Linked DNA regions of Homo sapiens: region 2 is linked to region 1. Evidence: chromatin loops called from intact Hi-C (ENCODE). Cell type or tissue: HepG2. All regions are shown on one strand. Links, peaks and the distances in the headings refer to the core of each region. The heading gives the core; the rest is flanking DNA. Region 1 holds the start of LOC124904999 (a long non-coding RNA gene). Region 2 overlaps TMPRSS15 (transmembrane serine protease 15).

Region 1 (16,708 bases), core at 4,958-12,957:
CCTAACACTGGAGGTCTCAAATTTATAAAACGATTGCTAATAGACCTAAGAGATGAGATAGACAGAAACATAATAATAGTGGGGGACTTCAATACTCCACAGACAGCACTAGACAGGTCATCAAGACATAAATTCAACAAAGAAACAGTGGACTTAAACTATATCTTGGAACAAATGGACTTAACAGATATACACAGAACATTTCATCCAACAACCACAGAACACACATTCTATTCAACAGCACATGGAACTTTCTCCAAGACAGACAATATGATAGGCCATAAAATGAGCCTCAAAAAATTTAAGAAAATCGAAATTATATCAAGCACTCTCTCAGACCACAGTGGAATATAACTGGGAATCAACTCCAAAAGGAATCTTCAAAACCATGCAAATACATGGAAATTAAATAACTGGCTCCTCAATGAGCATTGCGTCAAAAAGGAAATCAAGATGGAAATTTAAAAATTCTTTGAACTGAATGACAATAATGACACAATCTATCAAAACCTCTGGGATACAGCAAAGGCAGTGCTAAGAGGAAACTGCATAGTCATAAATGCCTACATCAAAAAGTCTGAAAGATCACAAATAGACAATCTATGGTTACATCTCAAGGAACTAGAGAAACAAGAACAAACCAAACCCAAACCCAGCAGAACAGAGGAAATAACCAAGATCAGAGCAGAACTAAATGAAATTGAAATAAAAAGACAAGACAGAAGATAAATGAAACAAACAGCTGGTTCTTTGAGAGATAAGTAAAATTGATAGACCATTAGCAAGATAACCACAAAAAGAAGAAAGAAAATCTAAATAACCTCACTAAGAAAGGAAACAGGAGATATTACAACTGACACCACTGAAATACAAAAGTTCATTCAAGGCTGCTATGAACACCCTTATGCATATAAACTAGAAAACCTAAAATAGATGAATAAACTCCTTGAAAAATACAACCCTCCTAGCTTAAATCATGAAGAATTAGATACCCTGAACAGACCAGTAACAAGCAGTGAGATTGAAATTGTAATTTAAAAATTACCAACAAAAAAAAGTCCAGGACCAGACGGAATCACAGCAGAATTCTACTAGACATTCAAAGAAGAATTGATACCAATCCTATTGACACTATTCCACAAGACAGAGAAAGAAGGAACCCTCCCTAATTCATTCTGTGAAGCCAATATCACCCTAATACCAAAACCAGAAAAGAAAACTACAGACCAATATCCTTGAAGAACATAGATGCTAAAATCCTTAACAAAATACTAGCTAATCGAATCCAGCAACATATCAAAAAGATAATCCATCATGAGCAAGTGGGTTTAATACCAGGAATGCACGGATGGTTTAACATACGCAAGTCAATAAATGTGATACACCACATAAACAGAATTAAAAACAAAAATCACATGATCATCTCAATAGATGCAGAAAAAAAAATTTGACAAAATCCAGCATCCCTTTATGGTTAAAACTCTCAGCAAAATTGGCATATAAGGGACATACCTTAATGTAATAAAAGCCATCTATGAAAAACCCACAGTCGACATAATAATGAATGGGGAAAAGTTGAAAGCATTTCCTCTGAGAATGGGAACAAGACAGGGATGTCCACTCTCACCACTCCTCTTCAACATAGTACTGGAAATCCTAGCCAGAGCAATCAGACAACAGAAAGAAATAAAGGGCATCCAAACAGGTAAAAAGGAAGTCAAACTGTCACCATTTGCTGACTGTTTACCTTGAAAAACCTAAGGATTCCTCCAGAAAGCTCCTAGAACTGATAGAAGAATTCAGCAAAGTTTCTGGAGACAAGATTAATGTATACAAATCAGTAACTTTTCTAAACAGCAACAGCGACCAAGCAGAGAATCAAATCAAGAACTCAACCCCTTTTACAATAGCTGAAAAAAAAAACAAAACAAACAAACAAACAAACAAACAAAAACCTTAGGAATATACCTAACAAAGGAGTAGAAAGACTTCTACAAGGAAAACTAAAAAACACTGCTGAAAGAAATCATAGATGGCACAAATGGAAACATATCTCATGCTCATGGATGGGTAGAATCAATATTGTTTGAAAATGACCATACTGCCAAAAGAAATCTACAAATCCAATGCAATCCCCATCAAAATACCACCATCTCTCTTCACAGAATTAGAAAAAACAATTCTAAAATTCATATGGCACCAAAAAAGAGCCCACACAGCCAAAGCAAGACTTAGCAAAAAGAACAAATCTGGAGGCATCACACTACTTGATTTCAAACCCAAACCCAGCAGAAGATAGGAAATAACCAAGATCAGAGCAGAACTCATACCATAAGGCCATAGTCACCAAAACAGCATGGTACTGGTATAAAAATAGGCACATAGACCAATGGAAAAGAAAAGAGAATCCAGAAATAAACCCAATACTTTCAGCCAACTGATCTTCAACAAAGCAAATGAAAACATAAAGTGGGGAAAGGACACCCTTTTCAACAAATGATCCTGGGATAATTGGCTAGACACATGTAGGAGAATGAAACTGGATCCTCATCTCTCACCTTATAAAAAATCAACTCAAGATGGATTAAGGACTTAAACCTAAGACCTGAAACTATAAAAAATTCTAGAAGATAACATTGGAAATGCCCTTCTAGACATTGGCTGAGGCAAGAATTTCATGACCAAGAACCCAAAAGCAAATGGAGCAAAAACAAAGATAAATAGTTGGGACCTAATTAAACTAAAGAGCTTTTGCACAGCAAAAGGAACAGTCAGCAGAGTAAACAGACAGAATGGGAGAAAATCTTCACAATCTACACATCTGACAGAGGATTAATATCCAGAATCTACAATGAACTCAAACAAATCAGTAAGAAAAAAACTAACAATCCCATCAAAAACTGGGCTAAGGATATGAATAGACAATTCTCAAAAGAAGATATACAAATGGCCAACAAACGTATGGAAAAATGCTCGACATTACTAATGATCAGGGAAATGCAAATCAAAACCATAATGCGATACCACCTTACTCTTGCAAGAATGGCCATAATCAAAAAATCAAAACACAGTAGATGTTTGGTATGGGTATGATGAACAGGGAACACTTCTACACTGCTGGTGGGAATGGAAACTAGTGCAGCCACTATGGAAAACAGTGTGGAGATTCCTTAAAGAACTAAAAGTAAACTACCATTTGATCCAGCAATCCCACTACTACCCAGAGGCAAATAAGTCATTATTCAAAAAAGATACTTGACATGCATGTTTATAGCAGCACAATTCACAATTGCAAAATCATGGAACCAATCCAAATGCCCATCAATCAACAAGTGTATAAAGAAACTGTGATATGTATATATACACACACACACACACACACACACACACACACACACACACACACACACATTGGAATACTACACAGGCATAAAAAGGAATGAATTAACAGCATTTGCAGTTACCTGTATGAGATTGGAGACTATTATTCTAAATGAAGTAACACAGGAATGGAAAACCAAACATCATATGTTCTCACTGATGTGTGGGAGTTAAGCTATGAGGACACAAAGGCATAAGAACGATACAATGGACTTTGGGGACTTAGGGGGAAGAGTGAGAGGGGGATGAGGGATAAAAGATTACAAATATGGTGCAGTGTATACTGCCTGGGTGATGGGTGCACCAAAATCTCACGAATCACCACTAAAGAACTTACCCATGTAACCAAATACCACCTGAACCCCAATAACTTATTGGAAAAAAAGAGTTAAAATAAATAAATAAATAAAATCAAAAGTCTAAAAAATAAATAAACCCAGAGTTCTCAGGAAATTCAGGAAGAAATGCTTCAATGGAACAAAGCTAAAATAATATATTTTCTCCAAAGGCTCTCATTTTCAGTAAAATTCTGTATATTGCTGAGTGAAGCAAATCCAGTTATATTGTTCCCAGGAAGAAAGAGGAGAAGGGTGTGAAAGAGATAAAGCATGTATACTTGAAGCCCACACAGAGTCACATTCTCAGATTTTCCATCCTTACCTTAGGGACAAACACTGGCTTCATGTCATGGGGATGGTAACTGAAGCCTTAAAAGAGTACATCACCAGCTCAGGGACAAATGACTAATACATGGCAGGGTGCAGCTTTGAACTCAGCATAGTGAAGGAAATCAAAATATTTTAACGCAAATATATTTAGTTGACATATTTTGAGATGGCTGTTACAGAGCCAGTAAACAGAAGTTGTCCTGCAAAGCTGTCTTTTGTGAGGAAGATTCACCTCTGTAGAGAATCTGCATCGGTGCACCCAGGCCCTTTCTTGTCTGGATCTAGGAAAGATAAACTGAGAGTTTGACACCTTTAAAGGCCTGAAAGAAACATTCATCATCTATTCAGTCTGAGGTCTGCTACATAACAAGACCACCTTTTCTAGCCAGGCCTCCTCTTCTCTCCCTCTTGGAGGGCTGCCAGCTATGAATTTTCACCTACATAACAAGACCAACTTTTCTAGCCAGGCCTCCTCTTCTCTCCCTCTTGGAGGGCTGCCAGCTGTGAATTTTCACCTACATAACAAGACCACCTTTGCTACAGGCCTCCTCTTCTCTCCCTCTTGTAGCCTGTCTTATCACTATAACCTGATTTACCACCGTAACCTTTTATCGGCCATGCTCTGAGCCTCTATCCTTTCTGTACTTCAGGATGGTATATAAGCTTCTGCACCCCATTAGGGACTGGAACTGGCTTTCAATTCCAAATTCCTGTTGCAGTTCAGCTTTGTCCTTGCATGCGCTCTGTGGTTCTCCCCTGTGTGCACATTAATAGATTTTTATGCCTTTTGTGAGTTGATTTTTCACCAGACCTTCAGAGGGTGAAATAGTTTTTCCTTGGCCCCAACAATGGTCAAAATCAAACCCAAGTTTTATACTTTGTCCTTTTCTTTCCTAAATACCACTCCCTGGACTGGTGCTAGCCTGGTTTCTACCAAGACTCACCTGGGAAGTGTCATAAAAATGCCTGTGTCACACACAGGCTCCAGAAAATCCAATTCAGTGTTTGGAGTAAAATCTGGGAAGCTGTGTTGCTTTTTTAAAAAAAAAAAGTAAATCAAAAAATAAAATTCTAAGGCCCCCGCCCCCAACCAACAGAATGGACCCCTCCTCTCAGCCAAGGGCATTTCAAAGTTAACCTGAAAAAACTAGTTCAGGCCACGATGGGAGTGGGGAGCTGGACATGCCTCATTATACCCTCCTCCATTTTGGAATTATTGACAGAACAGACTCTTTAAATCTGATAAGAAACATTTACAATCTATTCTCTGAAGGCTGCTACCAGGAGACTTCATCTGCACGATAAAACCTTGGTTTCTACAACCCCTTATTGTAACCAGACCTTCCTTTCTATTGATAATAACTCTTTCAACAAATTGCCAATCAGAAAATCTTTAAAGCTACATATAACCTGGAAGGTCTCCTGCTTTGAGTTGTCCCACCTTTCTGGACCAAACCAATATACATCTTACATGTATTCATTGATGTCTCATGTCTCCCAAAAATGTATAAAACCAAGCTGTACTCCGACCACCTCGGGTGCGTGTTCTCAAAATCTTCTGAGGGCTGTGTCAGAGGCCATTGGTCACTCATATTTACCTGAGAATACATCTCTTCAAATATTTTACAGAGTTTGCCACTTTTCATTGACAAAAGTCTCCTTGACATTTTCCTACAGCCAGACTTGGGCACCATTGCAGTATATACTCTTTTAAGCCATTTTTTCCCCCAGCAATTAATTAGTTGATTTCATGAAAAACTTAGCTCATCTTTCAAATCAAAGTAGAATGCATGTGTCACTCTTTGAAAATTTGTTCTTTCTACAAATGACGAAATAAGTTTTCAAAATTTTTAAATTTCCAGTGGTCTTTTAGAAATGTCTGTGAGGTGTAATTTATGGGATGTTTCCTTACACTCAGAAAATGAGGGTGCTTTTTGGAGCGAATTTGTCACCCACAATGGTCTTGCTGCAAAACCCTACTGTTTCCTGCAAGATTCAAGCATTTCCTTACTTCTTGATGGCTCAAAATGCCCGGGCTTCTGATGCTCAGGACAGAATCCCCAGCTCATACATTTTTAGATTTACTTCACTTTCAGGATTTACATATTTTAAGCATGAGGCTATGGATGTGTTTCAACCAATTTTCTAAAATACGCTTTTTCCTAAGACAATTTTTGCTTCTTGTTAAGACTCTGAGTGTTGAACATCTCTTGGGACCTGAGGTGGAGATTTTTATAACCTTCTGCTCTCCAGTTATAGGCTATTTGTGTCCCTACGTCCAAGTCTCAAGTTTATTTCTCCTTCTCATTTACTCCTTTACTATGAAGGGGTCCACAGCTAGACTAAAGTGGGGTTTAACGAACTGCAACCCAGGGGCCATTCTAGCCTGACATCTATTTTTGTTAACTAAAGTTTTATTGGAACACAATGACGTCCATTCATTTGCTTGTCTCTGACTGTTTTTACACTACAGTGGCAAAAAGGAGTAGCCAGAAGTAGACAGAGACCAGATGGCCTGCAAAACCAGAAGTATTTATTATCTGGCTCTTTTTTTTTTTTTTTTTGAGACGGAGTCTCGCTCTGTCACCCAGGCTGGAGTGCAGTGGCGCGATCTCGGCTCACTGCAACCTCTGCCTCCCAGGTTCACACCATTCTCCTGCCTCAGCCTCCTGAGTAGCTGGGACTACAGGCGCCTGCCACCACACCAGGCTAATTTTTTTCTATTTTCAGTAGAGATGGGGTTTCACCGTGTTAGCCAGGATGGTCTCGAACTCCTGACCTTGTGATCCTCCCGCCTCGGCCTCCCAAAGTGCTGGGATTACAGGCGTGAGCCACCGCACCCAGTCCTATCTGGCTCTTTAAAGGAAAAGTTGCCAACCCCTGGACTAACGGAACATTCCTAGTGAAAATATTTATAAGTTTTCTTTCAATAGGGAAACATCACATTACTTCTAGCATCACTCTAAACTGCATGTGCTGTGAGGATTTTGCAGTTTGCCAATGTTTCTTTATCTTTTATCGTTATCTTCAGGCCACAACATACAAAGAACCTCATTTTCAGATTGCACTCGTTATTAAAAAGACAATTTAGGGCCTAAAAATTAATGGACAGTCTTGTTTATAAATGCTTTTTTTTTTTTTTTTTTGAGACAGAGTCTTGCTCTGTCGCCCAGGCTGGAGTGCAGTGGTGGGATCTCAGCTCACTGCAGCCTCCACCTCTCAGGTTCAAGCGATTCTCCTGCCTCAGCCTCCTGAGTAGCTGGGATTACAGGTGCCCGCAACCACACCTGGCTAATTTTTGTATTTTAGTAGAGATGGGGTTTCACCATGTTGGCCAGGATGGTCTCAATCTCCTGACCTCGTGATCTGCCCGCCTCGGCCTCCCAAAGTGCTGGGATTACAGACGTGAGCCAAAGTGCCCTGTCAAATGGCATTCTTTAATCTACAATGAATCACCTAGTTACATGTGTAAGGGGAAGCGTCAGGGAGAACTGTCTGAATCTCTATTCATTTGCCTCAATTCTCTGCCATAATTTATTTATCATATTAACCTTAACCTTGTTAACCTTTCTCCTGTCTGCTAAAGTGAACCCCAATTTCACCTATTTGTAGCTTGTTTTGCTATATTGCTGTACACTGCTGATAAAAAAGAAAATAATTTTTTCTTTTAATTTTCCCCAAATTTTCTTGACAATTGGTGATGATACAAAGTATGTATCTAATACAATATTAACCCAGGAAAATATATTTTTAGAGACAAATCTTATTTTTTTCAATGAAAGTAAAAAGCAGTATGCTTTATTTACTAACTAGTAAGACCTTATTACTTTTCTCAAATACCACAAAACTTACTAAAGAAAAGCTTTCTGATTTGATCTTTGAATGATTGCAGAAAAGTAAACTGGCTTGGATCTGACATCACCTTGTCTTTCATTGCACTCTTTGCAGCCAAGTTACTGATATTCAACAGTACCAGTTTGCCCTCTTGTGGTGTATTGCAGTTACTGTTCTTTTCTACCACTAAGAAGTTTTGTATAGACCCGTTTAATTTTATGTAACTCATTGTACAAGACACCACTCTATCTTACATTTCATCTGTGATTAATTCATATAGAACAATAATCAATAATACATGCTGGAACTTTCAGAATGAACTTCTAAAATTACTCTAGACCATAATGAAATATGATTATCGCTGTTTGACACCCATCCTGAATTCCCAAGAACAGTAATAAATCTGCCATCCACCTTTGGTCCATAGGACTACTTTGTAGGACAAAAAGTCTAAAATTATCATATTCTTGCATATCAGATGTTATAAAGAACTTCTACCTATTCTGCTTTCCAACTCGGCGATGTGAATACATACATAAGTGTAAATATTTTTATCAAAGGACACGTGAACATTCTCCTAAGCAGGAGAATAAAAAGTTATTCTATTCAAAAGAATTGTTTCACTTTTGTAAAAGTAAAATCTACACCACAGTTTCTGGTTGCTTCCATTCAAGGAGAGCTTTGGAAACCCATTCTGACTCCTTGACTTTGTGAATTCACTGGTTTAGGGTAAAGTACAAGGCTCATGGATCCCATAGAGCAGTGGTCTCCAATCTTTTTGGCACCAGGGACCAGTTTCATGGAAGACAATTTTTCCATGGACTGGATGCGGGGATGGTTTCAAGATGATGCAAGCACATTACATTTATTGTGCACTTTATTTCTATTATGTTACATTGTAATATATAATGAAATAATTATACAACTCACCATCATGTAGAATCAGTGGGAGCCCTGAGCTTGTTTGCCTGCAACTAGACAGTCCCATCTGGGAGGTGATGGGAGACAGTGACAGATCATCAGGCATTAGATTCTCAAAAACAGCATGCAACCTAGATCCATTGCATGTGCAGTTCACAATAGGGTTTGCAATCTTATGAGAATCTAACGCTGCTGCTGATCTGACAGGAGGCAGAGCTCAGGTGGTAATGCTAACTCGCCCACCGCTCACCTCCTGCTGTGTGAATTGGCTCCTAATAGGCTACAGACAAGTACCAGTCCCTGGCCCAGTAGCTGGGGACACCTGCTGTAGCGTATATTTTGGCACTTGTGAGACCAATTACCTGTAATGTCTCCTCCACATACAGCAGGAATTAATTTCTCTTTTGTTACATATTTTCTCTTTTTTATATTTATACTTTTCCCTCTCTCCATGATACCCACTACGAGTTCAGATTCTGGAGTCCAGACAGCTTGGGCTTTTTTTTTTTTTTTTTTAATATATGCAAGTTCTACCACTTAATTTTTTTTTTTGAGATGGAGTCTCGCCCTGTTGCCTAGGCTGGAGTGCAGTAGTGCGATCTCAGCTCACTGCAAGCTCTGCCTCCCAGGTTCACGCCATTCTCCTGCCTCAGCCTCCTGAGTAGCTGGGACTACAGGCACCTGCCACCATGACCAGCTAATTTTTTTTTTTTTTTGTATTTTTAGTAGAGACAGGGTTTCGCTGTGTTAGCCAGGGTGGTCTTGATCTCCTGACCTCGTGATCCGCCTGCCTCGGCCTCCCAAAATGCTGGGATTACAGGCATGAGCCACCAAGCCCGGCCCACTTACTTTCTTACTGGGGATTTCTTGTGCAAATTGCCTTAATGGACTCACCCTTGATTCCTTGTCTCTGAGGGCGGAGGATTACCCAGGTGCCGAGGCAAGAGACTGAAGGCACAAACTGTTTCAGTATAATAAAGAAAATAGTTAGAATAAGAATAGTCATAATACAAATTAGATATAGAGATGATCATGAACAATTATCAATCATTATTATAAACATTATTAATCATTAGCTTTTAATATTACTCTTTGTTGCATTACTAATATAACCTAGGAATAACCAGTGGGTATAGGGTCAGGTGCTGAAGGGACATTGTGAGAAGTGACCTAGAAGGCAAGAGGTGAGCCTTCTGTCACGCCTGCATAAGGGCCGCTTGAGGGCTCCTTGGTCAAGCGGTAACGCCAGTGTCTGGGAAGGCACCGGTTACTTAGCAGACTGCGAGAGGGAGTCTCCTTTCCTTGGAGGAGTCAGGGAAAACTCTGCTCCAGCAGCTTCTGGTGGGAGGCTGGATATTATCCAGGCCTGCGCGCAGTCATCCGGAGGCCTAAACCCCTCCCTGTGGTGCTGTGCTTCAATGGTCACTCTCCTTGTCCACTTTCATGTTCCTCCCATACTCCTGGTTCCTCTTTGAAGTTCGTAGTAGATAGCGGTAGCAGAAATGGTGACAGTCTTAAAGTCTTTGATCTTTCTTATAAGTGCATAGAAGAAAACACTGACCTATGCTGCCTTCTCTCTGTGTGCTTTGGCTACCTAAGAAGGAAGGGCCACCTGTCCTGTGATCATGTGACTTGCTTCACCTTGTCAATCACTTAGAAGATTCACCCTCCTTACCCTGCCCCCTTGTCTTATATGCAATAAATATCAGTGTGTCCAGCCGTTCAGGGCCACTACCAGTCTATGCGTCTTAATGGTAGTGGTCCCCGGGTCCAGCTCTTTTCTCTTAATCGTTTTGTCTTGTGTCTTTATTTATTACAATCTCTCATCTCTGCACACCAGGAGAACACCCGCCAAGCTCCGTAGGGCTGGACCCTATATTTCTGTAATATGGAAATATTAATAGTGGCAAGCCCACATAGCTGCCACGAGGACTTCATACAATAATGAAGGTAAGGTGCTTAGCATGAGCCTGGGGATAAAGGAAGAGTTTAACAAATGTTACAATCAGTATTACTTTCTGATTTCTGAATATAACACTTTATTTTCGTCATATCTATCTCTCCTTTCCTTTTTTCACTGTCTACTTTTCTAGTGTACTTTTGGTCTGCTTTTATTAATTTTTTGTTTGTGTTCCCCTTTGCTCACTCCATGGCAATGAAAAAGTTAGATTTTAAAGTACGGGTTCTTAGTTCAGGACCCTGCATTCGAATGGATTTATTGCTATTTCTAACACAGAAAACTGCATTGTAGGACTGTTCCCAGATGTAACTGACTATCAGGCTGCTATTTCTCGTGGCCCAATAACGAGATGCAGATGAACTGGGGAGAAAGAGAGTTTTTATTTCTGCAGCCGTTTACAGGGAGAAGGCCTGGAAATTATCACCAGACCAACTCAAAATCACAAAGTTTTCCAGCGCTTATATACCTTGTAAGCTATATGTCTACATGTAAGTGTGCATTCATCTAAAGACACATGTGATTAACTTTTTTTCCTTTTTTTTTTTTTTTTTTTTTGAGGCAGAATCTCACTACTCTGTCACCCAGGCAGGAATGCAGTGGTGAAATCTTGGCTCACTGCAATCTCTGCCTCCCGGGTTCTAAGCGATTCTCCTGGCTCAGCCTCCTGAGTAGCTGGGATTACAGGCACCTGCCACCACACCCAGCTAATTTTTGTATTTTTAGTAGAGATGGGGTTTCACCACGTTGGCCAGGCTGTCTCGAACTCCTGACCTCAGGCAATCCACCTGCCTCAGCCTCCCAAAGTGCTGAGATTACAGGCTTGAGCCACCATGCCTGGCCATGATTAACTTCTTTTAATCTATAACTAAGGTCTGAGTCCTGAGACCTTCCCCTGGAACCTCAATAAATTTACTTGATCTAAATGGGTCCAGGTGCTGGGGTGATTACCCTTATCTTGTCTCCTGCTAAATCATGGAGGTTTGGGGAGTTCCTTCAGAACCCCAATAAGCTTCTTTGTGAAGCCTGGGGAGTTTCTTCAGACTCCCAATAAAACTTGTTTAATCCTAAATGGGTCCCGTTAAGGATTCCTTCGTTATTTTGTTATGCTTTAAGGCTCAGGAAAAGCCTAGGCAAAACTCTTGGTGGGCTTTTGTTACATTCCAGTCTTTGTATAAGGGCACTGGCTTTTAAAACTTAGCCAGTCAGTCAGTACCGAAGCAGGTGTTATGGAAGACTGCATTAGTGAGACCTGGCCTGCCACAGGACCAATACCTGGAAATAGTGGGGTATTTTTGTGCTCCTCAGGTATGCGTTTTTGGACATCCTTTTATTGGAGAGCTGAAAGAGAAGGCTACCATCTTTGGACGCCCTTTTACTGGAGAGCTGAAAGAGAAGGCTACTGAGAAGATATTTTTAAAGTATGTATATAAGTATACTTACATGATGTATGTATGAGGTTTAATGCAAAAGTTAATTGCGGTTTTGCCATTAAAGTGATGCAAAAACCTCAATTACTTTTGCACGAACCTAGTAAGTACTTACTCTGTTTTTCCAGTGGTCAGAAGAGTCTTTCATTTGGAAGTTTCTAATGCAAGCTAATTTTGTGAGAAAAAACTCTCACATCATGTATCTGCCCATTTTAGAGGAAGGATAAGCATATGGTACAACATCAGTGGATGGAACAGAAGCCGCAACTAGTTGAGGGTATTTCCTTGCCTACAGCTCCATCAAGCATTAAGAGAGACTTTCCAGGCCAGCTCCAGATGAAAAGTGCTTATTTCAGAATCTTTATTTTGGGGGTCTGTGCCATTATGTCAAGATTCTAAAACTCAAAATTGGAGCCTGAAAATTCTTCTTGGTTCTTCTTGTACAATTTATATTTTAGTTGTAACTCAGCCCAAAATCTGCTGGGGTTGTGGGGGAGATGTTTTTTCAAGCAAGTAACTCCAGATAATATTTAATAAATAGATTTTTGCCTATTCCTTCCCTGGTCGCCACGGTTGTTGTCTGTTACCTAGGAATTAAATGTTGAATGGCAAGGTAGGATCACTATAGTAACTCGAAGGGCATTGGAGCAATGAGAACGTGGGAAGATGTTAAATTTAGATCAGAGTGAGTATATGTCACATTATCAATCCTATTCCTGTAGGAGCTAATTTTCTTCAACAGATCTTCCTTATACAACACATAAAAGGCCCTTTTCTCTCCTTTGTGTCAACTGTCAAAACTGTTCAAATTAGCAAGCTTGATGTTTTTGCTGTTTTCAGAAATAATTGTTTTGTTTCTCTTTTTTCAAAATGTAACTTAGAATAACCATGTTCCTATGCTATTTAGCTCTTGCTGAATGATAAATAGTACAAATGTCTACTGTCTTTTGGAAACATACTTTCAAAGAATTCTTTTTGTATTTTTTAAATATCAGAAATACAGCATCTGACCTGCATTCTGACTTTGCTGTGAATCATTAAAGTTGGAATGTTTTTGAATTTTAGTACATTTTGTGGCATTAACTTTCCTACCCACAAACGAAGAGCCTTCAAACTACCTAGATGAGATCAAACGTCGATGACATTTATATTTTTCTAGGAGTCAGGAAGAAAAATATAATCCCACAACGTTAAATGCCTTTCAAGGAAAAAAAGTGAGCACGTGGCTGGATGTTTGACGTGAAAGACAGAAAAATCTTCTGTCTCTGTTTAGTGTTCCCAAACGTCAGGCATTCTTCTTTTTTTTTTTTTTTTTTTTTTTACTTTTTTCTCTTTCCCCTGGCTCTCTGAATTATAATTAGGGACCTGGTGAACAGATCTGACCCTCACTTGTGCTCATTTTTATTAATATATAAAGTCTAATGGAGGACTGTTCTGCTTCTTCACAAATGATTGATTCTAATTCTTTGGTGTTCCTGACACAAATCTGTGGGGTGTTGCCAATTGTCTTACAAACAGCAAACCCCCGAAGGCAAACTGCATTCCAAGTAGTGCAAACCACGCATTCCTAGTTACAAACTTGCTTCATCCATCGCCTATTGTTGTCTAAAAATAACCAAAGCTCATGACCCAGCTTTTTACTAAGACTTTCAAAGAAGTTGACCATCCTTGGATAGTGTCTCTAGGAAGAGACGGGTGAAGGGCAGAAAGACCATACTTTCTTTCCAACCAGATCCCATGATAAAGCAGGAGATTCACTAAGGAGTGGATGAGGGTAGTGTTTCCATGTTTCAATATGACAAGCAAGATACAGTTCATAACAATCTAAATATATTACTATGTCCCTCTGTTCTGTCCAAAAAGTTCAAGGAGATTTAGAGACAATTCATTGCCAAAAAAGAAACAACCATACTAGTAACTGATCCAAACACACAAAGAGAGTTCAGAGGAGTCTAGAGGCAAAGCATTGATTTTCCAACCCACTGCCTGACAGTCCTTACAGAGTCTGTCTTGGGTAGGCACTGGGGAGTCTCTTTCTTCTGCAGTCTCCCTTCTCTCCCTATCTCCTGAACGATGGAACAGAAGCTTCAACTACTTGAGGGTAATTCCTTGTCTACAGCTTCATCAGACATTAAGAGTGACTTTCTAAGCCAGCTCCAGCTGAAAAGTACCTATTTTAGAACCATCTCCTCTCCTTGGGCTCGGCTCCATCTTGCAGGTGGAGGGAGCAGTAAGATCCTTGAGGTCCTGAGGACTGTTTTTCCTAGACAGCTCAACCTTCATTGTGCTTGGATTTTCCCCCCTAAGAAGAAGCTTAGACATTTTAGAATCTTCTGATTAGAGCATTTAAGATAAACATGAATGCTTTTTCTTAAGACATTGACCACTGCTGATAGCATAACATATTTATTCATTTGTTTGTTTATTTTTGAGACAGAGTCTTGCTTGTCACCCAGACTGGAGTGCAGTGGTACAATCATGCCTTACTGCAGTCTCCAACTCCTGAGCTCAAGTGATCCTCCCACCTCAGCCTTCCAAGTAGCTGGGACTACAGGTGTGTGCCACCACACTCAGCTCATTTTTAAATTTTTTCATAGAGACAGGGTCTGCCCACGCTGGTCTCAAATTCCTAGGGCTCAAGTGATCCTTCCACCTTGGCCTCCCAAAGTGCTGGGATTACAGGCGTGAACCACCATGCCTGACCAACATATTTAACGTATTTAAAATTTCTTTCCCTTACATCTGTATTATAAAACTCCCTTCACAGAGGTATAGAAGAAAGAAAGAAATCAGAAAAAAAGATATCCACTCAAAAAATCCAAATATAAATTTATGCCTTTTTTGAACCACTAGAATTGTAGCAGATGCTGGGATACCAAAATGAATAATTCATAGCCATAATCTCAGTGTCTATGAATTCAGAATTTAACTGGAGATAGGGTTGAGGTGGCAAACAGGCACATAAAAAAATTAATGGTGTCACAGTCCTGTGAGAACTTTCATCTAGATATGAACACAGTGTTGTGTTAGCTCTGAGGAAGGCACCATGCCCTGGGAGAGCATGAGCAAGTGGGAGTCAGGCACAGGAACACAAAGGAGAGTACACATCTTGATTAATTTTCCCGGGACTTAGCCTCCCCAGAGCCAATTGCAGTGTGGACCTGTGCCATTTTACACAATGGGTTCTCATTCCACACCTGGCGCTTAACTACTGGGAAACCGACACAGTGACAGAATGTCAAAAGTGAAGAGGACTGGAAGAAAAGGTGGCATGGGTTTGAACAGAGCCATGGTGCTCAGGCCGCTGTGCAGTGCATTCATTTTCTAGGGATGCCATAGCAAAGTGTCACAGGGGGGTTTAAGTAACACAATTTTATTGCCTTATAGTTCTGGAGACTAGAAGTCTAAGATAAGCCTTCAGCATGATTGGTTCCTTTGGAGGCCCCTCTCTCCTTGGCTTGTAGATGGTTGTTGCAGGGGCAAAAAAGGTATAATACCTCTTCCTCACCCATCACAAGGGTCACAGCCAACACTCCTAAACAAAAGATAGGTTAGCAAGAGAAAAGTATAACACATGTATTTAATCAGTGTTTCATGTGACATGGAAGTTTTCAGAAATGAAGACCCAGGCTGGGTGTGGTGGCTCACGCCTGTAATCCCAGCACTTTGGGAGGCTGAGGTGGGCAGATCACTTGAGGTCAGGAGTTTGAGACCAGCCTGACCAACATGGTGAAGCCCCATCTCTACTAAAAATACGAAAATGACCCATGTGTGATGGCGGGCACCTGTAATCTCAGCTACTTGGGAGGCTGAGGCAAGAGAATTGCTTGAATCTGGGAGGCAGAGGTTGCAGTGAGCCAAGATCACGCTACTGCACTCCAGCCTAGGCAACAGAGAGAGACTCCATCTCAGAAAGAAAAAAGAAGAAAGAAAAAAAGAATGAAGGCCCAGAGAACTTCTGTATAACCCTATGTATTTTTATGCTTAGGTTCAATGAAGAATAGAAATGTGATTGGACAAATATGGTATGCTCTAATGGTAATTAACTGAGGAGGCAACTTAGCGAGGCCTGTTTGTTCAAATTCTTTTTGGCCTCTCTGTGTAGCATTCCTTTCTCCGGGTACAGGTCAGGACACCTGTCACATGAAAGCCTTCAAGGGAAAAGTGAGAGGGTCAGAGAGTGACATTTTTAGGTTTTGCAGCTGCCTTTGGGGAGAGGAGTTCTAGTTTCTGTGACCTGCCTTGGAGGGAAAAGGAGAGAGAGAGAAAGGAAGGTAAGAGGTCAGAGAGACCTTGCTTCTGAGCCCTCCCTATCTCTTTCAGTTCAAAGTACTCAACACGCCAAGGGGCCATACCTTGCAGTATTGTGTCCTGAGCCCCAACACTGTTGTCTTGTAATGTCTTCACATGGTATTTCCTTTGTGTATGTCTGTGTCCTAATCTGTTCTAATGAGGACCGCAGTCATATTGGATTAGGGTCCAACCCTATGACCTCATTTTACCTTAATCCTCTCTTT
Region 2 (16,708 bases), core at 3,736-11,735, 690 kb before region 1:
TACTCACATGGTATCAAGACTACTAAAGAATCTTTCTACCAATAATTTCATTTGGATTGAAAAGACATAGTCTTGCTTACAATAAAATTTAAAAAAAAAAAACTAGATTTGTTCTACACAGTAAATGAGAATTTCTGTAAGGTGATATCTATTTTCCAATATAACATAGTGAAATAACACTGGCCTCTAAAGGCAAACATTCATGGATGAAGATTCTGCTTTTCCTATTGAGTAAGCTATCAGGATCTTGAGCTTAATTTGTCTTAACCAGTTTTGGCCACCAAGTACTATTATCCCTTTTCAAATTGTAGGGACAATAAAAATCTATGATTTCCAAACCATGGTTTCAATTTACTCATGTTGTATGTAACATCTCTTACAAATTATTTGGAAGGCGAAAAATAATGGATTTTAGTCTTTTTACTCTCCATGATGCCTAGCACAGAGCCTGCTCTCCGTAGGCACAGGAGGTTCCTAATGTCAAATCACTGGAAATTTTTTGGACATTGGATCACTCTGAAATAATCATCTTTGAGTGTATACCGAATTCTTCATGTTACAATACAAATGAATAATTAAAGCCTATTTGCAGAATTCCAAGTAATACTAATCTACTGGTGTGTTTTCATAATATGTCAAAAGTTAGTGTCCTGAAGGTAAAATACCACATAGATTACAGAAAACAAGTGCACTTTTTCCCACTGAGTTAATAATGCCTAATATGAAGGAAATTTGATTAGCTTTTAATAAATGAAACCAATTATTATTCTCTTCATTTACTTTTCTTTAACTAGAATTGATAAACTCCTTTCCTAAAAATTTTCTGTTGGGAACACAATTTGGTACAGACTTCTTAGAAAAAAAGAAATATTAGAACAAAAATTAAGTAATGAAATACAAACCAAGTAATACTGAAGTCAATAATTCTAGTTTGAGAGTGCAAAACCATTTAAATTAAACTGGCATCTGGCTGGGTATAACAGCTAATGTTTTAATTGATGATTTTTCTTAGAAATTGTAATAATATATATTCATGTAGGAAATGAAAGAGTGAGAGAAGACTCAGTAAAAATACAATTTGACAAAAATTTTAAAACTCACTACCATTGCATAAGAATCACATTCATATTTTTCATACTAGTTTTAATACAGAAAACTTCTGTTTCCTCATGGACCAAGTCAGTTGAAGAATGTTTATGAAATAGTTTGGAGAGAGACAGAGTGCAACTTAAAACAATACCTAATATTCCAACTTAAATTCAAAATACTTCCAACTAGACTCAAGTTTCTAACCCCACAATTTGTTCATCTCATAATCACTATTGCGACTAATGGCCATTAGTAACCCAAATGGCCTTTTCAGTAATTCAACTGCCAATTCCTTAGCATCCCATTCTTCACCTCCACTAATCTTGTTCAGAAGCAAACGTAGTCACTGAAGCTCATCAATTTTACCTGTAAAGTAGTAATTGAGTCCATGTCCCATCTCCTCTGCCATTGTGAGAGTTCTAGCCCTCATCTTTCATGTGGACCATTGAAACTGCTTCTCGAGTGGTCTTATTCAAGTGGTGTTTCACATGGTCCAACAATTGCCTTTATGAAACATGGACTGGTCATATTGCAGATATATGTAAAATCTTCCAATGCCATCACCTATTGAAAAGTATTTCTAACACTTAACAAAGATAAAAAGGTTTCCTAGAATCTGGTACCAAACTGCCTTCCTACTATGCCTTCCATAAACATCCCACCATCTATGTTAGTGAGACTCATCTGTTTCTCATATATTGATGTACTCTTTTTTTTTTTTTTTTTTTTTTTTTGAGACGGAGTCTCGCTCTGTCGCCCAGGCCGGACTGCGGACTGCAGTGGCGCAATCTCGGCTCACTGCAAGCTCCGCTTCCCGGGTTCACGCCATTCTCCTGCCTCAGCCTCCCGAGTAGCTGGGACTACAGGCGCCCGCCACCGCGCCCGGCTAATTTTTTGTATTTTTAGTAGAGACGGGGTTTCACCTTGTTAGCCAGGATGGTCTCGATCTCCTGACCTCATGATCCACCCGCCTCGGCCTCCCAAAGTGCTGGGATTACAGGCGTGAGCCACCGCGCCCGGCCTATTGATGTACTCTTCACACATCACTAAATACATTCCATATCTCTCTCCTCCTGGTGCCTTTCTAGGTGTACATCAAAAACTAATTGAAATATGACCATTTCTGTAAAAATGTCTTTAATTCTTGCCTTAGAAGGAAACTAATTGCTTAAACTTTGATGCCCCCATAGCACTTTTTAAATCTCTCTTTAAAATATAATTTGTACATAAACAATTTCCCCCCACTTAACTTGAAGCTTCATAAAAAGAGAGAGGCTCTGCCTTACTCATTCTTTTATCTCTGTCTCTTAAAATTCCATGACAAAAATGTGTACAAAATAAATACTTGTGGGGTCAATAAATGATTAATCATGAGATCAGTCAAGTCCAAGTGGTATGACTTGCTGGTGTGGTTTTGGGGTCTAATCAAGAGTTCAACAGATACTGAACAGAGATGTGATACATCAGGAAGTGGAGCTCCCATGAGAAGCATTAGGACAGCCAAAGTGATATATGTTCCTAGCTGTATCCCAAATTCATCTTTGAAATGCTGAATACTTGGAATTCTATTAGCTACTTGTAAAATAAGACACAGTTTTAAGTATAGTGCTTTATTTGGTTTATTTATTTATAAAGCATGTATGAGATTCTATGAAATATGTGTTTTCTGGATTAATAACTCAATGGTTAAGGACTTTTGATGAATAGCTCTTAAATATCAACAAATATATGCATTTGAGTTTATTAAATAATATTTTTATTATTATTTATTATTCTCCTACATGGGAGTACTCTATCATTTGAGAATGGCTTTGATCTTTACTCTGTCCTATAATTTTAGATGTTGGGCGTTCCATGAATTTCCCATTGGTTTATATTCATTTTAATTACAGCCAGTTACAAATGTCTAATTTAGTTGTATGTAGACTCAGCAAAAATCTATAAAAGTTTTTAATTAAGAAGTAACTTAGTAGATTCATTGACATGGGCATTTTTATTTTCCAATTAATTTTATAGAGCAGAAGGAGAAATTTCAGATTTTCATATTTTGAAAACCCAGCAGATGGCAATACAGTTCTGGCTTTAAGATTAAGAACAACAACCAAAAAGAAAAAAAAATGCTGATGAGTTAAAGAGTTCCAAAACTTTTCACCATCATTGTTGTTATATTCAGAGGCAGAAGTATTCAAATTTCCACACTGGCCTAAAAATTTTTTTTAAAAGTCTTTATCTTGTAGGCATATAAGAATATGGCTTATTTTCAGAATTGCTCTTAAACTTCCCAAGTTAATTTCTAGAAGTAAAATGTGTTTCTTGGTGCATCTCTAGACTTAAGTTTATGAAAGTGGGGCAAGTGAAGGACAAGTCAGGCTGAGAGGTGCAAGTTTTTCGGATACCCTCCAGAAGATGGCATGAAACCCCGCAGGGGTGTGTTTACAGTGTACCCCCTAAGAATCTCTGACCCAAGGAACAAAGAGATACTGAACAGAAATAGCTATTAGGTTTCTTCATTGTTCAATGTCACAATGCACTGGGAATTTTAAGTGCTTATCTTACTTTAAAATGACTTTGGTTGGTAAATGTACTCTACAGAATGGAAACCTTGACTTAAGCCACTATATTTTCAAATAATAAGCTTATGAGTAAATGAAGTGGCTGCTAGATGTTGCAGATGATGTGATAAGCTTTCCAAAATTGCCCCACATGAAATTTCAAAATTTAAAATGCTCTAATTTTACAAATGATTGATTTGCAAATGAAATAAATATTCCTATGGCAGTTGAAGAACATACTTATAAGTAAGAACCCCAGTGGCAAAAAGGCCTATTAAATATTTAAACATTGTACATATCTCATCAATTGGAAATTAATTTCAGTTATTTTTTAAAGGAAATGTCTCAATAGAGTGCCTGCCTGGTTCAAGTCCTTGTACTGATGCTCTAACGTGTATAAAAGCTGATTTATTTTGTGATGGAGAAGTAAACTGTCCAGATGGTTCTGACGAAGACAATAAAATGTGTGGTAAGTTCTCCCCCCTACTCTCTCCCCTTCTGTTTTATCCTCCCTCACTGTAGACACACACACACACACACACACACACACACACACACACACATTCTAATCTCAAATACCTGAAACTACTGAAGAATGAGCTATTTAAATAGCTATTTTTAAAATATAATACAAAATCTTAAAATAATTTTATTAATATTTTCCTAAACTTTATAAATAATATTAAAGATATTAATTAATTAAACAGAATTCCATTTGATCACTACAGAAAGGAAGATGTGATTAACAATGTCTGTCATAAATGTGGGGATGGGTGTTGCTACATTTTCATCTCTTCTCTATATTAAACTAATCCAAACTATTATTAATTTGACTTCTGTGATAGACATTCTCACTTCTTACTAATGGTTTTCATGTTTTTTCACTATCATATCAGTCTTTTTCTTTCAACATTTTAACAGTACCTAACTCACTGAGCACCATATTAAAATTTTGACTGTTCCTTTTATTTGCCTCTTGTAGTTCTATAAATAGTAGAAATAAGATATGAATAAGAACTTAATGCCTCATAAGTAAAACTTCTGTGTTTCATTTGTATATTTTGGCATTTTTTGAGTGTTAATGACAATAACATTATTTTACCATTATTATTACTATTTGACACTTAAGTAGCAGTTACCATATACCAAGCATGGCTCTAGTTGATTTAAACGTATTTACTCTTTTACTTATTTCTTCATTTCATAGCTGGATTCCACTTAGAAAAGTTTACTAGAAAGCAGCATCTAAGTAGGTAATTTGTTTCTGTGTGTAACACATTTAAGAAGATTTCCACATAGAACTACAGTAGTTCTCCCTTATTAGTGGTTTCCACAGTTTCAACTACCTGCTGTCAACCACAGGACACACAGTAAATGGAAAATTCCAGAAATAAACAATGTATAAGTATAAAATTGCACATCATTCTGAGTATTGTTATAATTGTTCTATTTTATTAGTGATTATTGCTGTTAATCTCCTATGGTAGGTGTGTATGTATAGGAAAAAACATAGTAGATATAGGGGTCAGTACTATCCATGGTTCAGGCATCCACTGGAGGTCTTAGAAAATATCCCCTGTGGATAAGGGGAGACTGCTGACTTTGGATAAGTCTAACTGATATTTTGTTTTATTTAACAGTATTAACTGCACATTTTTTGGTATGGCTTATAATCAGTTTTAAAACTGACTATAAATACAGTTAGTGCCCAAAGTGTGTTAAAGACCATAGTTACTATTTGCTACACTTTTCTATTATTTGTTACACTTTTCTCATCTTGCTTGATAGTAATTAAAGATGAATATTCTAATAACGACCAAAGTTTTAAAAGCTACCTATCCACTTAGTACACATTTTAAAAGCCAGGCATTTGGTCTGTTTCCCGGTACCAACTCAATGAAAGGCAACTCTACTACAGAGATTTCCACTAAGCAATCCCGATGCAAATGTTCTTGGATAAAATTCAGACCTTTAAAGTTTAACTACAGACTTTGAAGTACACTCAGAACATATTGGAAGAAAGTGCAGGCTGCGGAATATTTTTAATCTATTTTATATAACTAAGTTACTCAAAGAAGAAGAAAGCAATGTTCTTGCTTTGCTGTGGCTTTCAGGCATTTTCCAAAATCTTTTCAGGGAGAATATGATGCAAGTGTGCCATCATGAGGTAACAAAGGTGATGCTGATTTCTGTTTCAAAAACAATAGTGTATGTCAACTTAGACACATGGCTTTAAGCCAATATAATGATGATCAATATCCTTAAATAGAGGAAAAGGCATAACTACCAAAATATATGAATCAAATAATTGAAAAATGTACTGTACCTATTATTTTGTTATTATGCTCATGGAGTTCATAATTTTCATGATGAACTAATATCAGTGCATATAAAAATGAACCATAGGAATATCATGTAAGTGTGATAATTTGTCCTAAAATAAGTTTTAATGCTATGAATCATTTTTATGAGCCACTCTAAACTCAGGAGATGAGCCTCAGTATTAGAATGGAAGTAATTATCTTAATTTGCTTTAAAAATATAGTCAAACTGCGTTGTTACTTTTTAGTAACATGAAGATTTTTTGTTAATTGAACCTTAGTAGTGACCAGCCTTTCATGTCACTAACTCTCTCAAGCTTACACACCGTCACTTTCCATTTTCTTGATTTTCTTTTTTTTTTTTTTCGTTTAAGTAAGTATTATATCTATTTTGGTAAATAAATTCGAATTATTTGTGGGATAATATTGTTTAAATCAATCAATGAATCTATTTTTATCCAGAGAGAATTTAAGAGTACAAGTTGCTTTATTCATTTTAAGTTGCTTCATTCATTGATTATGGTGAGCCCACAAGCCTAATGACTTTCAGCACCAGCTCAAACTTCCAGCAGCATTATTTCCACCTGAAAGCCACTGTCCATCAATCTATATTCATGGAAAAATTTATAAAACTAATTTAAGAGAATTTTTCCAATATGAAGTTTACCTTTACTCTCTCTCTCTCTCTTATTGATTTATTTATTTTTTTGCTCCAGCTGTGAGCTCTAATTCTGGTTTGTGTTATTGATAGTCATACTAACATTGTCTTCCTCATGCAACTTCCTCTTTTACTCTTTAGTTATTTAGGTTTGCACACTTACAGCTGACTATAGCTGAAACAAGATTTCTTTAAATTGTTTTCGTCTTCTGATTAGAATTACATCAGCAGGAAAGTTCACTTTTTAGCTGACCTATGAAAAGGAAAGATGCTGATTCACAGCCTTTAAGCCAATGCTTAACTCTTTGGAAGTTGGCAAGTGTTCTCATAGTTTGTATGCCTCACGTGTATATGCATAATACAGCTTGGTGGGTGAGCATAGATCATGTTTGATTTATATATCCTGGAGATTTGAATGCCATGAGCAAAGACACAATTAGTGAATATTCAGCCAGCAGAGGGAGTTCTTCGTGGGTCCTAAGTGCTTACCCTTATGTGTTCCATCCTATTACAGGCAACATTTCTGATAGTGCAATCGAATGGCTGCTATAATTTGACAGGCTCATTTATGTTCTACTTAGATTTTTTTTTCTGATGCTGCACTAGAAAGCACTGCACAGTCTAATAAGTCACAATCCTAAACACCCAGTCATCCTACTCATCCACAACTGGGTCATATATTTTTTCCTGAAAACCTATCCTGCTTCATTCATGGTCATTTGCACTATCAGGTTCTCCAGAAACATCCTGAAATTAAATGAAAAAAATGTATAAGAAAGTGCCTTACACAAGCCTCTGTCTTGAGAAGATAATATTTTGGCATTCTGAGCGTTGCTATTAGAAATACTTCAATACTCCTGTAATTTTATTTTAAATACATTTAGGAATATTCTCTATATTTGCTTGAATGCAGGAATTGACTAGAGCCTCGTTAGAGCAGAATTTGACCTGTGGAGTATCCATTCCCACTAAAACTTAGTAACATGATAGAATACTGGACAGGAAAATTGATCATATTCTTTAGGACAGGCTAAATACTATGATAAACAATCTTAACAATAACAGTTTATTTATCACCTATATCACGGTGCAAGAAAGATGGCAAAGGGTTGTGCTCTAGGCATTCAGGATGCCTGCTCCTTACTTGCCACTCTCTCTGCCCCCAGAGTCCTCTACTGGATCCTTCACAACCAGCTGACTGACAAAGGAAGAATGTTACAGATATGTTCAGAAACCATATTTGGAAATAGACACAGTGACTTTTACAATCGTTCATCGGCCAACTCAGTCACATGACCTTATCTGACTCCAAGGGATTTGGGGAAGTGTAGTTTAGTCATGTGCTCAGGAAAGAACTGAAAGAGGGTTTGTCAAACATAGAACCATCTTTGAAACTAGAGACGTAACATGGCTTTCTGGAAATCATGAATCACATTGTGCAGCGCAAAGCTGTTGATACCTTTCCCAAAAAAATGCGTAGTGAACAGGTGGGAAAAATGACTAAAATTTTATCAGCTTTACAAACAGGTTTTTACAGATGCTTAAAGGGATCTTGTTTTGTTCCCTTTCTCTCTCTGTGTGTGTCTCTTTTGCATCCTCCTATTTGTTCTGGAATATTATTGCAAATGTGATCTGTATTCTAACTTTAAGAACATTGAAAAAGATGGAAATCTTTAAAAAATTTTCTGTTTCTTCTTTTATTTATGCTTTCCCCCCTGCTTTTCAGTTCAAAGAGTGGGTGATGTCATTGCGATAGTGATAGATGTATATATATATTGTGATATTAGGCAATATACCACAGTATGCTCTAGAATAAGGCTGCCTTGCTTTAAATTGTTGCTTGTAAGCTAGGAGGCCTTATGGTTGTTATTTAACCCATATGTGCCTCAGTTTCCCCCATAACATCATAGAGTTGTTATGCAAATTACATTCATACATATATAATAACTTTAGAAAATGACCGGCACATAGTAAACACTCTATAAATGTTGGCAGTTATATTTTAGCACTGATAAGATTGAGCACCCTACCTCATTGCTTCCTAAGTATTGTAACTCAAATATAAACTTTACAATAGCAGTAGACTTTACTACACTGTCTACAATCTTTGAGTCCATGTTATTTCTCGACAAACTGTGATTTAAAAGCTTTATATACCACATAAAATGCAAGCAAATGCCATTTTTGTTTTTATGGTCTTTGAATGTAAGGCATTAATTGCCCTGCTTGTTTGGCATGGTTTACAGTGGAAAAGAGCGTTGAAGGTGAGAAAAGAGATTTGCTTTTACAACTGGAAAATTATTTAGCAAGTCATTAAAAAGTCACATATTTTACTATCTATCTTCAAATCATGACAAATTAGCCTTAATTTTCTTTGTTTGTTGCAGTAATCATTATGCATAAGGCAATTCAGTTAACAAACCACTATTTTTCTTTCTTTCCTGTGATCTGTGCCGGATTGTTCAGAATTTAATCCTTGCTTCTTGACTTGTTATCTTTTCTTTTCTTATTTTCGTTCTTTTTTTCTTCTGGAAATCAGGTTACCAAATCATAAGCTAATGAATTAATTCCTAGGCCATTGTTTTTAAGCAGACTTTGAATAATAAACTTAAGTTACCAAAGTAAATTTTTATGCACCTGAAAATATATATATACCAAAAAAAAGCAAAAACCCAATAAACACATGATATTTTAATCAAGATTTCTATTTGCTATCTAATTTTTAATGTATTTATTTTATATACATAAAATATTTTGTCATAAAATAGCTTGTATTATGTAATTTGATAGAATCACTTTATAATTTTACGATGAGCTTTTTCATAGCTCAGTTTAGAATTAGCTTATTCTAAACACTCAGATTCCAAACACAGCAAATTAATTTTGACATATTACTTTGATTTTTCTAACCTCCATTAATGTTTCTCCGTATGAAGAATTTTTAATCTATGCAGAGAAAAAGACACATTGTAAGGGTCATAATTTTAGAATATTGTGTCAACATAACCAAGTAACTAACTAGAAGGAAAATAATGTAAGAAAGACTAAAAGTTGTGAAAATCAAGGTGGATTTTTGCATATACTATACATAGCAAGTGTATGAAAAAAACAAAAATCTCTAAGTTATGGCTCCTGGTTCATGCCTTCAAGAAGATTTTAATCTAGTTGGAATCTATTCAGATATAAATTAAAGGCAACTAATAATGCATGACATTAAGGAGAGATTCATGAAATAAATCTACTATGAAAACCAAAAGAGGAAAATGAGTAATTATGGAAAGCAAAAGGCTTAATCAGGAGTATTGAATGAAAATATAGAAAACATTGAACTAGTTATCTCCCAAAGGAGCAAGAGTAATGAGCTTTAAAAGATGGACTAACAGATTTGTTGGATGGAATTCTGTATAGGCCACTAGTACTAACATTTTCCTGGCCTTATTCTAATCTTTTTCAAGAAAACATAGCACTTTGTACATATATTTGAAATTCACCTAGCTCCAATTTAATTATAAAAATAAGACAAAAAATGACTGGTTATTTGTCTGAACTGGCAGTTTTCAATTCAGATATATTTATTTCCTTGCAAATATGGAAGAATACACTTAAAGTGCAGCTTAGGGAAGGGTGTTTAGAAAGACAATGCTTTTGGGCATGGCGCAGTGGCTCACGCCTGTAATCCCAGCATTTTGGGAGTCCTAGGAGTGCAGATCACCTATGGTCAGGAGATCGAGACCAGCCTGGCCAACATGGTGAAACCCCGTCTCTACTAAAAATACAAAAATTATCCGGGCGTGGTGACCGCCGCCTGTAATCCCAGCTACTCCGGAGGCTGAGGCAGGAGAATCACTTGAACACAGGAGGCAGTGAGCCGAGATCGCGCCGTTGCATTCCAGCACACGCAACAAGAGCGAAACTCTGTCTCAAAAAAAAAAAAAAAAAGGAAAAAAGAGAAAGAAGAGAAAGAAAGAGAGAGAGAGAAGGTAGGAAGGAAGGAAGGAAGGAAGGAAGGAAGGAAGGAAGGAAGGAAGGAAGGGAGGAAAAAGAGAGAGAAAGAGAAAGAAAGAGAGAAAAGGAAGGAAAGAAGGAAGGAAGGAAGGAAAAAGAGAGAAAGAGAGAGAAAGAAAGAGAGAAAAGGAAGGAAAGAAGGAAGGGAGGGAGGGAGGGAAGGAAGGAAGGAAGCAAGGGAAAAGGAAGGAGAAAGAAAGAGAGAAAGAGAGAGAGAGAAAGAAAGAATTTTTCCAAAATATTTCACGATAGGATGTGTATGAGTATTTGAACATGGCTAATAGGTTTCAAACATGAAATCTTACTATCATTTCAGTTTCATAAAATAACCTTGTACAGGTTTTGCCATGAATATTCTGTGAAATGTTTTGCAGCCAATTTGAATCCCAAGATTGTTTTTGTCTAACATTAATTGGCATCGTTTTGCAGCCACAGTTTGTGATGGAAGATTTTTGTTAACTGGATCATCTGGGTCTTTCCAGGCTACTCATTATCCAAAACCTTCTGAAACAAGTGTTGTCTGCCAGTGGATCATACGGTAATACAAGATCTTATATTTTCTGTTCTTAAGTCATAAAGCGTTTTTCTGATGCAACGTCTTATTGCTTTCAGTAGTTTTTTAAAGAATCATTGTTTTCATTAACTATGAAGCAAAAACCTCCCAACTGAAAAACTGTACAAAAAACTATACTATCATTTTTAACCTTTTAAAAAGCTATTCTGTGCTATGAACAATACTGTCTAATAAGTGGGGTCATCTCATTGGGTTCTGAAGCAAGTTTATTTTTCTGTGGTGGACATTATTCATGTGCGGCCAGGCAAACAACATACATGTATGTCTGTGTATCGTGAGAAGTAGAATTTCGCATCTTCTGCATTTGTCTATAAAATATTTTCTTTCTCATTTTGCTGCTTACCATGTGGAAATCTCTAAAGGTGTGATTCAGTTACAGCAGATTAAGAGCAGGGAACAGCCTCTATACATGTCTTTCTTACTATATCTTGAAAGACATTTGGATCAGTCAATATGTATTTCACCTCCACATTCTTAATTCAATTAACCAACCCAATCATGAAGATAATCAAAATAATTAGGCTGCTGATAGCTGATCTACCTTAAAGTTTACCTAAGCATTTTCATAGACAAGGAACACCTTAAGTTCCTTCCGGATATTCCAAGGATAAAAAGAATTTGTACTCACATAAATATAAGAGATCCTGAAATAAACTTATTAAAACTCTTAAAAGTAGGACTTCTTATAGCCTTAAATATGTTAACATGCGATGTAAGTCTCCAATGAAAACTTTCTTGTTAAAATACTGAATATTTCCCCAACAGAGCATGCAGAATAAGTGCTCCATAGAATTCACTATGAAAAATTATATTCTAATTAGTTCATTTCTATTAATAGCTAGATGGGATTATGGTTTACCAGTCTGACCTATAGTATAATTTTAATCATTGTGATTATATTATATTGATGATGATTGATATTGATGATTATATTTATGATACATTATATTGACATATAATAGCTGATTAAAGAAAGTTAAAAGTCAGAGCCTCAGGTTCTTGCCAAACAGTATGAAATGGCCCAATAACTAATCACCCAGGTAGACATATCCCAGAGAGGAGATGTGAGAAAAAGATTGTTCTATACACACTTACTTGGCATTGTTCAAGGAAAGAAGAGTATCCCTTTATTTTTTATTTCGATTTGGAGTGCAGCCCCTTGAGAGATATGTAATACAACTAAAAACACAATTTCCTTTGTTTCCTGCTCTAGATAACATGCTATTGGTGTGTCAAAAATAAGACTATGAATTAAAAATGGCAGTTCTAAGTAATTCTTGCCAATTGAAAAATTAACCAAGTTGGAGAATATTGTTTTCAACCTACATTTGTATGTGTTTATATATCTATATAAAGCATTTTTCTGATGCAGAAACACACACACACACATAATCACTTCAAACTTAAAAGAAGCATTTATAAATGTCTATTAGCATTGGTCATTAGGAAAATAAAATATTAACTCTAGCACTTATTTAAAATGTCAATAGAAAGCTGTAGAAAATCTTAAATATCTTTCACTGAAAATGGAAAGACTGTAACTAATCTGCATAATTGGGTACACAACTATTTTTTATGCAATCTTTGAAATTTTATTAATACCAAATAAAAATAATTTAATTGCTAAGTTCACTTCTTAATAAAGACAGGTCACATTTAGAGGGTTTATGAGCAGAACACACAATAAACTTCTGCTGTAATGATAATGTCCTTTACGCAAAAATTATCCTATATTAATTAAAAATGTTATGGCCCTATTGTTTTTAGTTTCTTTCCATTACTTAATTTTTGAAACTATTTTAAGAAATCTATGATTGATAAATGGATTATTTTAAAAACCTGAAGAACCTAAGATGTTACCCCAAAACAGTGTACTTTATGCTAAAATGATGATTTAATTAATCACACAAATAATCTATTTTTTCTCAAAGTTGATTATTATATTAGTGATGCATTGTATCAAATAGTTGTTTTCTTTCCCAATAGTGATCAGATGAGACTAAAGACAATAATTTTTCTATAAGGTTTAAGATCAATTAAATATAGGAGAAATGTTTAAGATGCAATTAAACTATATTTTGAGCAGGACCAGCTCATCCTTTGAATTACATTAAGACCACAGTTAGCATACAGCCAATAGTTAAGAATATAGTTATTGGAGACAGTTTGTGTGGGTTCAAATCTAACTTCTTCAGATTAAGATCTTCAGATCAAGATCTTCACACATCATCAGATCAAGATGTGTGATCTCAGGCAAATGAGTAAACCTCTTTGACTCCAAATTTCTGTGTCTGTAGAATTCCACATCTCTAAATACTATGTTCAAAGAAGTCATTATTAAATATGATAATGAATGTAAAGTGCTTAGCCACATATTAAATGCTCAATAAAAGTGGTCTATAAAAATATTAACTACTGACACAATAATACAAAGTGTATAAATTAAATTTAAAGAAATTTAATTTAATCCCTTCAAAAAATCAGAAGGTAACTGAAATATCTAATATTATAACAAAATCTGATTATGTTCTCCAATTAATCTTACTTTTATAAATCCCTGTGGTTTTATTGGAAGTGAGTTGAATTTTCTGAATCAGAAGGAGGTGGAAAATCGTCTGCACTTTTTTGTCTCTTCTACCTCCAAATATCTATTTTGGAAAAGCAGAGGTCCTCTGAAAGCAAAGCGTCCTAGGGGGCTCCTCATGCTTGCGTTCCTTAGATTGACAGCTTGAAAACATCAGATGAAAAAACACTCACCATATTCTTGCCCAGGCACACCAGAACTTTAGTTAAGAAATCATCTCTCAAGTCTGCCTCTTTCTTCCATCTCTGTCTATTCCAGCTTGACTCCAGATTCTCTAAAGGTCTCACCAGCAGGCTCACTCCCCCAGTCCTTGAACTGACATAACAGAGGCAGAATTTAAACAGCTTCAAACTTAGCTTTACTTTCCTTCTCTGTCTACTCTGGGATGATCTTCTGCTCTCTCACCTTGATCCCCTTACCTCTGCCGGTGGTTACCAGACATGTCTTAGAGTAGCCATGAGTGTAGCATCTCCTGCATTTACCTATCATACTTCAAGGGCCCTCAAACCTAAGAGCTCATCATAATCGCCCTTGGAGCTTCTCAAAATATACATTCCAAAATACACTCTGGAACTGCTGAATCTGATACTCAGGGCTGAAGTCTATAGGTTTATGCTTTGGGTTTGTTTTTTTTTTAATAACCTACCACCACTCTAACTTTATCTCCCTTACAGCAAACACCAGTAGGTCCAAAAATCTGAGTTTCTGCTTAGTTGTCTTTTAATGCTGCCCTGCTAGTAGCTGCCATTGCACTAACACCAACCCCACTACTTGAAGACTAAACTTCAGCCCTGAACTCCACCCCACTGGCCATAATTATAGTATGGTGTTTGATCAACCTGAGGTCTTGCCACAAATGAACAGTTCTCAACAATGACTTTTAGACTTTCAAAAATTAACTAACTCTGTGAAGAATGTCCTTGATTGCCTTATTGGCCACATTACTGCTGGTGGTGAACCTAAAAGCCAATCTTGCCATGTCCCTGCCTGTAGGCCTTGTTCACTCAGTATCCTCCATGGCCAGAGTCAGAGGCCAGACCACTTCTCAGGGCTCCTGCTTGGCCTTGGAAACTAAATCTCTTAAGTATTACTAGCCTTTTTAATCCTTTCCTGGGTCCATTTGCAGATGATCTAGCCAAACTCATGCCCAAGGAGCCTTAGATGTTTTCTCCCGTACACACTTTTATTTCTTTTAGCCATCTCCCTTCCAAGGAGTTCAGAGAAACTTGGTACTTACAAAGCACTTGGAGGAGTTATTTACATTTCTGATTATAACACTTTAATGAGACAGTGGAGTTGTAAATAGAGGTTCCACTAAGTCTCCCCTCTCTGAAACTATTATCTGAAAATGAAAATAGTTTAAATATCTAATTTAAATTTTCTGATGAACCTGTCACACTTTTCCTTCTATGCTCTTATACCAGCAGCTAGATACATTATTTTTTTATATCAATAGCATGCACTAGTTTCTACAAAGTATTAGATAATACAGGAATGAATGAATTAATCCCTGTCCTTGAGTCATATAAATTCTGTTAGGAAAGACATTTAAGTATGTAAATAACAATTATAGAATATGATAGCTGTCATCTTGATGGTATGAACAATATACATGAATTGGACAATTTAACATAATTAAAATGTTCATACTACCGAAAGTGATGTACAGATCAAATGCAAGCCCTGTAAAATACCAATGGAGGTTTTTTACAGAAATAGAAAAAAAATCCAAAAATGTATATGGAATCACAACAAAACCTGAATAGCCAGAACAAACTGAAAAAATAACAAACCTGGGGTCTCACACTTCCTGATTTCAAAATATATTACAGAGCTATAGTAATCAAAACTGTAACGTACTGGCAAAAAGACAAACACATAGACAGAATAGAAAGCCCACTATAAAGCCTCACATATATGATCAAATGATCTTCCACGAGGGTGCTAAGACAACACAAAGGGGAAAGGATAGTCTTTTTCCACAAATGATATCGAGAAGACCTGAAATGGTGCAGCTGCTATGGAGAACAGTGTGCAGGTTCCTCAAAAAATTAAAAATAGAATTCCCACCTGATCCAGCATTCCCAATTCTGAATATTTATCTGAATGAAATATCTGCACTCCCATGTTCATTTCAGCATTAGTTACAATAAACAAAAGGTAAAAAGAACGTGAGTGTCCATAATCCGATGATTGAACAAAGGAAATGTGATATATATATGAATATTACTCAGTCATAAAGAAGGAAATCTTGTATATCATACAACATAGAAGAACCTTGAGAACATTATGCTAAGTGAAATAAGCCAGTCACAGAGAGATAAATACTGCATGAATTCATTTACATGAAGCATAGAAAGTAGTTAAACTCATGGAAATGAAAGGAGAATGGTGATTGCCAGGGGCTGGGAGGACTAAGCAATGGGAAGTTGTCATTCAGTGATACAGAGTTTCAGTCCTGAAAGAGTTCTAGAGATCTGCTGTACATCATTGTGTTCATAACCGGCAATACTGCACTGTACACTTAAAAATTTAAGAGAGTAGATATCATATTATGTGGTGTTCACCACAAGAAAACACATACAAATTCTAGAATGCATTAAGAAATATGACAACTGTTAAAAATTTGGTAATCTATTTTTTGCTTTTAATTTAGTGTAAACCAAGGACTTTCCATTAAACTGAGCTTCGATGATTTTAATACATATTATACAGATATATTAGATATTTATGAAGGTGTAGGATCAAGCAAGATTTTAAGAGGTAAGTTGAAACAAATATACAATTACTTATGAAAATGAAAATATGTGGGTAAATTTTTGGAGTGGTATGTTTTCCCTTTGATTTTGAAGTGAATATGGACTTGAAACTTATAAAACTAAAAAAAAAACAATTGCTTCTCATTATAAAAATTAGAAAATTAGT

Evidence for each region. A loop is a pair of places that touch in the nucleus more often than their neighbours do. Peaks named below come from ENCODE experiments on the same cell type or tissue, not always from the same donor. Only the 100,000 strongest peaks of a DNase experiment are listed, where the experiment ranks them.
Region 2: a loop joins it to region 1, with 13 times the contacts of the local background. A loop is called at or near these places in 5 of 110 quality-filtered maps.

The regions. Positions count from the first base shown.
Region 1 is chr21:17,670,524-17,687,231 of GRCh38, reverse strand. It overlaps LOC124904999 (a long non-coding RNA gene), which reads left to right and starts at 12,813. Exons shown (of 2, transcript XR_007067821.1): 1 at 12,813-12,876. In HepG2, for the core only: a CTCF peak has its summit at 8,021 (motif pointing left); a DNase peak (open chromatin) is centred at 8,021; H3K27me3 peaks cover 646 bases.
Region 2 is chr21:18,359,595-18,376,302 of GRCh38, reverse strand. TMPRSS15 (transmembrane serine protease 15) reads left to right here. Exons shown (of 25, transcript NM_002772.3): 6 at 3,979-4,110; 7 at 11,055-11,163; 8 at 16,440-16,546. Among named protein-coding and RNA genes, the nearest start is that of TMPRSS15, 36 kb to the left of the region's middle. In HepG2, for the core only: a CTCF peak has its summit at 7,078 (motif pointing right); no DNase peak of the experiment used is centred there.